Linked DNA regions of Homo sapiens: region 2 is linked to region 1. A link is an interaction called in ENCODE POLR2A ChIA-PET data of the cell type or tissue named here. Cell type or tissue: A673. All regions are shown on one strand. Region 1 overlaps NCKAP1 (NCK associated protein 1). Region 2 overlaps DNAJC10 (DnaJ heat shock protein family (Hsp40) member C10).

The links. Peaks named below come from ENCODE experiments on the same cell type or tissue, not always from the same donor. Only the 100,000 strongest peaks of a DNase experiment are listed, where the experiment ranks them.
Region 2: POLR2A ChIA-PET joins it to region 1 with 8 read pairs; 1 of 35 experiments calls an interaction of 5 or more read pairs at or near these places.

What each region holds. Positions count from the first base shown.
Region 1 is chr2:182,947,497-182,951,496 of GRCh38, reverse strand. All of the region lies in intron 23 of NCKAP1 (NCK associated protein 1), which reads left to right. Among named protein-coding and RNA genes, the nearest start is that of FRZB, 83 kb to the right of the region's middle. RefSeq lists an enhancer at 1,395-1,894. In A673, no CTCF peak of the experiment used is centred here; a DNase peak (open chromatin) is centred at 1,796; H3K27ac peaks cover 2,407 bases.
Region 2 is chr2:182,778,044-182,782,043 of GRCh38, reverse strand. It overlaps DNAJC10 (DnaJ heat shock protein family (Hsp40) member C10), which reads right to left. Exons shown (of 24, transcript NM_018981.4): 24 at 1-4,000. Among named protein-coding and RNA genes, the nearest start is that of DNAJC10, 64 kb to the right of the region's middle. In A673, no CTCF peak of the experiment used is centred here; a DNase peak (open chromatin) is centred at 1,723.

The DNA.
Region 1 (4,000 bases):
GTGTTTCACCGTGTTGGCCAGGCTGGTCTCGAACTCCTGACCTCAAGAGATCCACCCACCTCGGCCTCCCAAAGTGCTGGGATTACAGGCATGAGCCACCGTGCCTGGCCAATTTTTAGTTTCTTAAGAAAATGATAGACGGTAGTGGTAAGTAGCTTACAGTTCAGATGTAGCACATAGAGTTCTAAATGTGGTTAATCTGATTTACTGAAAATTGAGCAAATATATAGAACAAGTTAATTTCCACAAACTTAATAGTATTTTGCTGAGTGAATAAATAGCAAGAGTCAGTGTGACTAAAAGCTTAGTATAATCAAAGATTTAAGGAGAGGCAATATTACCCATTGGTTAAGAACTCAAGCTTTCAGCCAGGCGTGGTGGCTCATGCCTGTAATCCAGCACTTTGGGAGGCCGAGGTGGGGGATTGCCTGAAGTTAGGAGTTCAAGACCAGCCTGGCCAACATGGTGAAATCCCCCCTCTACTGAAAATACAAAAATTAGCTGGGTGTGGTGGTGGGCACTTGTAATCCCAGCTACTAGGGAGGCTGAGGCAGGAGAATCACTTGAACCCGGGAGGCGGAGGTTGCAGTAAGCTGAGATCACACCACTGCACTCAAGCCTGCATGACAGAGTGAGACTCTGTCTCAAAAAAAAGAAAAAACTCAAGCTTTCAAGTTAGACTTTCCTGAATTTCAGACCTGTCACTTACAAGCTTTGATTTCGGACAAATGTTTAAGCTTGTACTTTGAGAGAATTTTATGAGATCATGCATGTCAAGCTTTTAGGTACTCAGCATAATGTCTGTTATTTTAGTATTCATTGTATCATTATCCTCTCATTGTTATTTTTAAAGTTTTCTGCAATTATTGTATAAAAGTCAACTTTTAGATGGCTTAAAATATAAAGTTTATAAACTTTATATGGTTGTAAATATACAAACATTGAAATGCTGGTCTTGGTTCTTTACAAGCAGTATCATTCTTATTTATTAGACTAATTCTGCTGTAAATACATAATTTTTTTCTATCCTACTGTTCTCAAATAAGAAATTTCTCATCTCCAATTTTTTTTCTTGTGTTCCTTCAGTATGAGATAATAGAAGAATTATGGCTCTGAAATTTTACTTTAGCCAGCTATTTTTTATTTCAGACTGAATAAACTAGGCACTTCTAGAATTATCTGTATTATTTTTTGCTTTTTTGTTATTTAATTTGATGGATACAGTATCATGGTATGGTAATAAAAATTAGCCTATTTTGAGTCTCTCTGAATTCATTTATATGAACAGTTCCTTAATACTGCAAGGATCTGGCCTTCTGCTTTTCCTTCCTCCTTCACTTTTCTAGCATGGCTGGCCTGATTGCTGTTGTGTCATTTCAAACTACCCTTCACTAAGACATGGTCATAACTTGCCTGTTCGTGACATTCATGTATTTTTCATATGTCACCGTATCAGAATGTCCTTCCTGACCAAGCTTTCTAAAATAGCAAACATCACTTTTTATTCTCTTCATTCAGCTGTATGTGTATCTTAATTGTGACCTCTCATGCAGTGTATTTGTTCATGTCACTCTCACTAGAGTATAAATGCAGTTCTAAACTCTGTTAAAACCTTGCTGCAGACCTAACACATATTAGGCACTTAGTAAATATTTGTTGGATGCAAAAATAAAAATAGCTAGCTTTGTTTGTTTATTTGTTGGAGACAGAGTCTTGCTGTGTCACCCAGGCTGGAGTGCAGTGGTGTGATCATGACTCACTGCCAGCTTGGCCCCCCTGGGCTCAGGCGATTCTGTCACCTCAGCCTCCTGAGTAGCTGGGACTACAGGCATGTGCCAGCAAGTACGGCTAATTTTTTGTAGAGACAGGGTTTCGCCATATTGCCCAAGCTGGTCTCTAACTCCTGGGCTCAAATGGTCCACCCACCTCAGCCTCTTAAAGTGCTGGGATTACAGGCACGAGCCACTGTGCCTGGCCCCAGCTTTCTTAACTCTGTTTTATTCAAGGACTTTTCTAAGATCTTCACTTATCTTATTAACTCCTTTACATCTTTAAAAGAGGTGTTTTCCTTATTTTACAAATTAGGAAAGTGAGGCCAAGAAGGATTAAATAACTTACGCACGCTCACATTTTAGTCAGTGGTGAAACTGAAATTTGAACTCAGTCTGTCTAGCACCACAGATTATGCTAGTACCATGCTACACTGCCTGTAGAGCTGAGAGGGATCTCAGTAGTCATCTAACCTACTCCTATCTGATGAAGGAGCACATGTTGCATTTTTCTAGATGTATTAGCTAGTCTTTTTGAAAATGAGGCCATCTTATCAATTACTGTACATCTCTAGTTTATGTTGATTTAGTATCTAAGTAGTAATTTTTTATTGGTCCTTATTCTTACATCAAGAGGCAGGGATTGCCTTTGACGAGATCACTCTTCACGTATTTAAAAACTGCTTCCCTTCATGTATCATCTTTCTCTTCCTCGTGTGGAATATATTCATATTCAGTCTCTTTGCCATCTTTCTCACTCCTTCCTCTGTACAAACTCTGTTTTTTTTGTTGTCACTCTTAGAGAATAGTGCCCTGAACCAAGAATGAGTTTCAGATAAGGTGTGATGAGTGAGAGTACATTTATCTATTCTGGATACTGTACTTACTGACACAGTTTAAGATAGCATGAACACATTTGGTAGCTATGCCATACTGTTTTCACAATCAACTTGCAATCAGATGAATTGTCTCTTTTTTTCACTTATGCTAACCTTAAACCATGGCTTTCCACATCTTATATTTTGTGAAATTTTTAGACCTGAGTGTATGCTTTGTAGTTTTTCTTAGTAGAGTTTATCTTGTTAGGTATTGTCCATTATTCTAGGGTCTTTTTTTGAGTACAGATTTTATCCTAGTCTTTTAACAATTATTTTATAAACTTAACTATTTTAGCCTTGTCTGTAAGTATGAATGTTATCAAATATATTCTCATTCTTGAGAAGAAATGGAAGGTGCTTATGTTTTAACATTTCTCTCTTATATTTTGGAGTGGCTGTATTCTCGCTCAGATATTAAAATTTAAAGTTAGGGGAATGCGGAACGACTGTAAACAATGTTGACTTTTTAAATATCCTTAACCAAGATGGTTAAGGATGTTAAAACATTTTTTCTTGAAAACTTTTGATGTTAGCTTTCTAGTAATCTCCTATGTGATTCTTTTCTTACTTGACTTTTCATTTTACCTTCATAATAACTTCCATATTTTATTAATGATTTAATATTGTAGTAATATTTTTTGGTATTTGTTTTTACTTTTTTGCTTCTCAAATACTAAATCCTGACTTATTTAAGGATTATGTTTTTCAGAAGGCTTCCTATGAAATATTTATATTTTTAATATTGTGCCTTCATCATTTAGTTCTTCAAAACAAGGTTAATTGTAAGGATTCCATTTTCTGGAATTGTATAATGTTTTATAGTGATTTTGTTTGAGTTCTCTCCTAATAATCCAGATTGTTTAGTATTCAACTACTTGTGTATTATTAAGAACTTGAGAAGGTGTTTATTTGTGACTTTGTTTTCTCAGCCTCTGTGTACTGAGGCATACTTCATACGTATTCTTATATTTTATTACATAAGAAATCCTACAGATCATAATGATGTTTCATATAGATAAATTCAGTGTGTTGTATACTAGTCTGTCTCATTGAAATAAATCTCTAAAAGTTATTCTGTCAGTGATGATTCTAATTTTTTTAGCGTCCTATAAAATTTCCTTAGAATAACCTAATTTTTGAAATTATAGGAACAAAAGAACTTACAGATTTTTGCTTCCAGTATTGGTAGGTAATTCAGACCTCCTTATTTCCAAAGAACAACTTAAAAAGCTGGAGATATATATATATCTCTATAAAATAATCTTCTTTAAAGAAGAACTAAAAAGATAGTGAAGTATTTCTAGGCTGACGCCAAGGAGAACCTGGGAAATCAGAGACATAAGCCCAGCTTTG
Region 2 (4,000 bases), 170 kb after region 1:
CACCATTCAGGACATAGGCATGGGCAAAGACTTCATGACTAGAACACCAAAAGCAATGGCAATAAAAGCCAAAACAGATAAATGGGATCTAATTAAAGAGCTTCTGCATGGCAAAAGAAACTATGATCAGAGTGAACAGGCAACCTACAGAATGGGAGAAACTTTTTGCAATCTATCCATCTGACAAAGGGCTAATATCCAGAATCTACAAGGAACTTAAATTTACAAGAAAAAAATCCCATTAAAAGTGGGCAAAGGATATGAACAGACACTTCTCAAAAGAAGACATTTAGGTGGCCAACAAAGATATGAAAAAAAGCTCATCATCAGTGGTCATTAGAGAAATGCAAATCAAAAACACAATGAGATACCATGTCACATCAGTTAGAATGGCGATCATTAAAAAGTGAGGAAACAACAGATGCTGGAGAGGATGTGGAGAAATAGGAATGCTTTTACACTGTTAGTGGGAGTGTAAATTTGTTCAACCATTGTGGAAGACAGTGTGGCGATTCCTCAAGGATCTAGAAATAGAAATACCATTTGACCCAGCAATCCCGTTACTGGGTATATACCTAAAGGATTATAAATAATTTTACTATAAAGACACATGCACACGTATGTTTATTGGAGCACTATTCACAATAGGAAACACTTGGAACCAACCAAAATGCCCATCAATGTTAGACTGGATAAAGAAACGGGCACAAACACACCATGGAATACTATGCAGCCATAAAAAAGGATGCGTTCATGTCCTTTGCAGGGACAGGGATGAAGCCGGAAACCATTATTCTCAGCAAACTAACAGGAACAGAAAACCAAACACCACATGTTGTCACTCGTAAGTGGGAGTTGAACAATGAGAACATATGGACACAGGGAGGGGAACATCAACAATGGGGCCTGTCGGCGGGGTAGGGGGCAAGGGGAAGGACAACATTAGAAGAAATAGCTAATGTAGATGACAGGTTGATGGGTGCAGCAAACCACCATGGCACATGTATACCTATGTAACAAACCTGCATGTTCTGCACATGTATTGCAGAACTTGAAGTATTAAAAAAAAAAAACAGCAGTTGCTTAATGAAGATTGTCTATCAGTTATTAACACAGACCTTTTTGGGGATGATTGCTAACTTTCAGGACCAAAGGCCACTAGGTGATGCACTCAAATGACTACTTAATGCAATCAAGTGGTTGAAAGATGCATTTCTGGAGTCCATACTGATGTAGACCAGTTTGGCGTTGAGACTTTGGCTGTATTTTTGGCTAGTTTCCATTCACAAAATATACCTAGCTGTTTACAAGGGGACTCAGTGACAGTACAAGAATCTAAGTGTAAATTCAGTGTTAAACAGAAAAATGACTCAAGCCAGTGAAACACATTTTTGTGTATGATTAGTAATTTATACTCAGCTTGGTCATTGGCCTAAATTTTGTAATTCTTACTGAAAAGAAACTGTATTAGTCTGTTTTGCATTGCAATGAAGGAATACCTGGGACTGGTTACCTTATAAAGAAAACGTTTATTTGACTTGCAGTTCTGCAGGCTGTAAAAACATGGCACCAGCATCTGCTCAGCTTCTGGTGAGGTCTCAGGGAGCTTTTACTCATGGCAGAAGGCACGGGGGGAGAAGGCATGTCACACAGAGAAGGAGCGAGAAAGAGAGGAGGTGGTGGTGCCAAGTTCCTTTTAACAACCAGCTCTTGCAGGAATAAACACAGCAGGAACTCATTACCACTGGGGAAGGCACAAAGCCATTTATGAGGGATCAGCCCCCATCACCCAAACACCTCCCACCAGGCCCCATATCCAACACTGGGGATCATATTTCAACATGAGATTTGGAGGGGACAAATACTCAAACCATATTACAAACTTCTTCACTAGAAGAATTTGGGTATATGTAAGTAAGTTTTCAGTATATGTGTAAAGTAGAATATTATCAGAAAGGTTATTTACTTTTCATCTTCATTATCAATTTTCTATAGGTATCATAAAAATTTAAAATGCATTTTGTTAATTTAATCTTTTATTATTTCTTAACAGTCACAATGGAATAAATGTGCCTACTTTAAGACATCTATCTGGTTTTGTTGGCAGATTTAAGGACTAACACTAGACTAAATATTACACAAATATTCTATTCAAATGACTTAAAAGTGCTACCCTTTTACTAAAAATTTTATCGTACTAAACATCTTTGAAATGTGTGTCCCATAGGAAATGTGTTTTTTTGATAACCGTACTTCTAAAAAAATTCCCACTTTGAGCACTGTCAGAAAACAGAGCAAATTTAAAGAAAATTTTGAGAATATAAAATTACATAAACATTTCATTTTACTTTTCCTTTATCTTAATCATATACCTTTAAATAAAAAAGCTATGAAAGACCTAAATAAAATTTGAGAAATCAGAATAGACAAACATCATTAATGCCCAAAACATAATTTATTTATTAGAGATGGGGTCTTGCTATGTTGCCCAGGCTGGATTCAAAATCCTGAGCCCAAGCAATCCCTCCTGCCTCAGCCTCTCAAGTAGATGGGACAATAGGCGCACACCACCATACCTGACTGTAAGCCACATACTTTAAATGGACCTAATTTCCAAGCCTGGCTGCCTGATAGAATGTGCTTTGGTCAGCTAGAATTGATACCATGTTAGAGGGTCAGCTGCACACAAAAATGGTGTTGCTGAGAGAAATGGCACATTATACCTGGTACTCCTTAGAGGTGCTCTATCTACTGTATCAATATAGCCATTAAAAGCTCAATCTGCCAGCTGTTTTTGAAAGACCCAATAATACTGTTATGACTATATAAGATAACCTTGATGTATGTCACTTTATGATACGTGTTTCTTAACATGACTCCCAGGGGGCCCTGGCTTAGAGCTGATTCCAAAGGCACACAGCTTAGGTCAAATTATAGGACACATAATATTTACTATTTTATTTACTGCCTAAAATGTTTCTCAACAACTAACAAGTACAGGAAACATTTATAGGTAGTAATGTAAGTACCTTATGAGCTCAATGACAAAACAGTGAATTACAGACAGTTGGAAGATGGGGACCATGTCTTAGATTCCTTTTGAACACTCCTCAGTGTCCAGTGTGGTGATATGCACATAACCAGTATATTTTAGTAAGTATTTACCCAAGTAAGACTTCTTTAGGCATTCCATTTTGGGATTCTTGTAGAAAGAAGCCAATTTTGTAGAACTCCTAGGCTTTAAACATTCGAGAATGAAAGGCTCTTGCCATTACTGATCATAATTCAAAAAGCTGGTGTTAAGTGTGACAAGTGGTGACTGTTCCATATATGCCAACAGGCATACAGCAGAATCCAGACAGAGTATATAGTAGCGAAAAAGATGGGAGAATATGAAGAACAAAGTCTATTTTAACATTAATTATGGCTATAATAACCCTTATGAGGAAATACTGGTGAGCAGGATAAAGTGATATTGAAAAGAAAAAAAGGAAAACTCCTCAAAACACAATAAAGCATATTCTAACAGGTTTTTGAAAAAGTTGCAAGCCTTTTAATTCATTGACCTCTTTTGACTGATTGGAATTTTTACCATTCTGTACACTCTGAATTATAACTAAACAACTACATGTTACTGACAAATTTGTGATTCTTTGAGTCTAAACAACACAGAAACTAGAAGATCCCTTTCCTAGATTTATATACTTGATTTTCTTATAAAAATAACTTCAGTTATTATGTCAATATTTATCTGAAAAAGGCAGCCCTCTGACAGTAAACTAGTAACTGGAATAACTACAGTATCATTATAAGCTACAGTAAAACAACCTGTAAAGTAATTTTTCCTATTTGAATAATAAATAGACTGGACAGGAGTGAAAAACCAAAACTACGAAAGAAAAACCCAATGTAAATAAAGGATACAGGTCAAAACAAAGTTCAGAAGGCAAATATGTAAATATTAGATGCCTCAAAAATCAACTATCAGTGGGAAAATTTC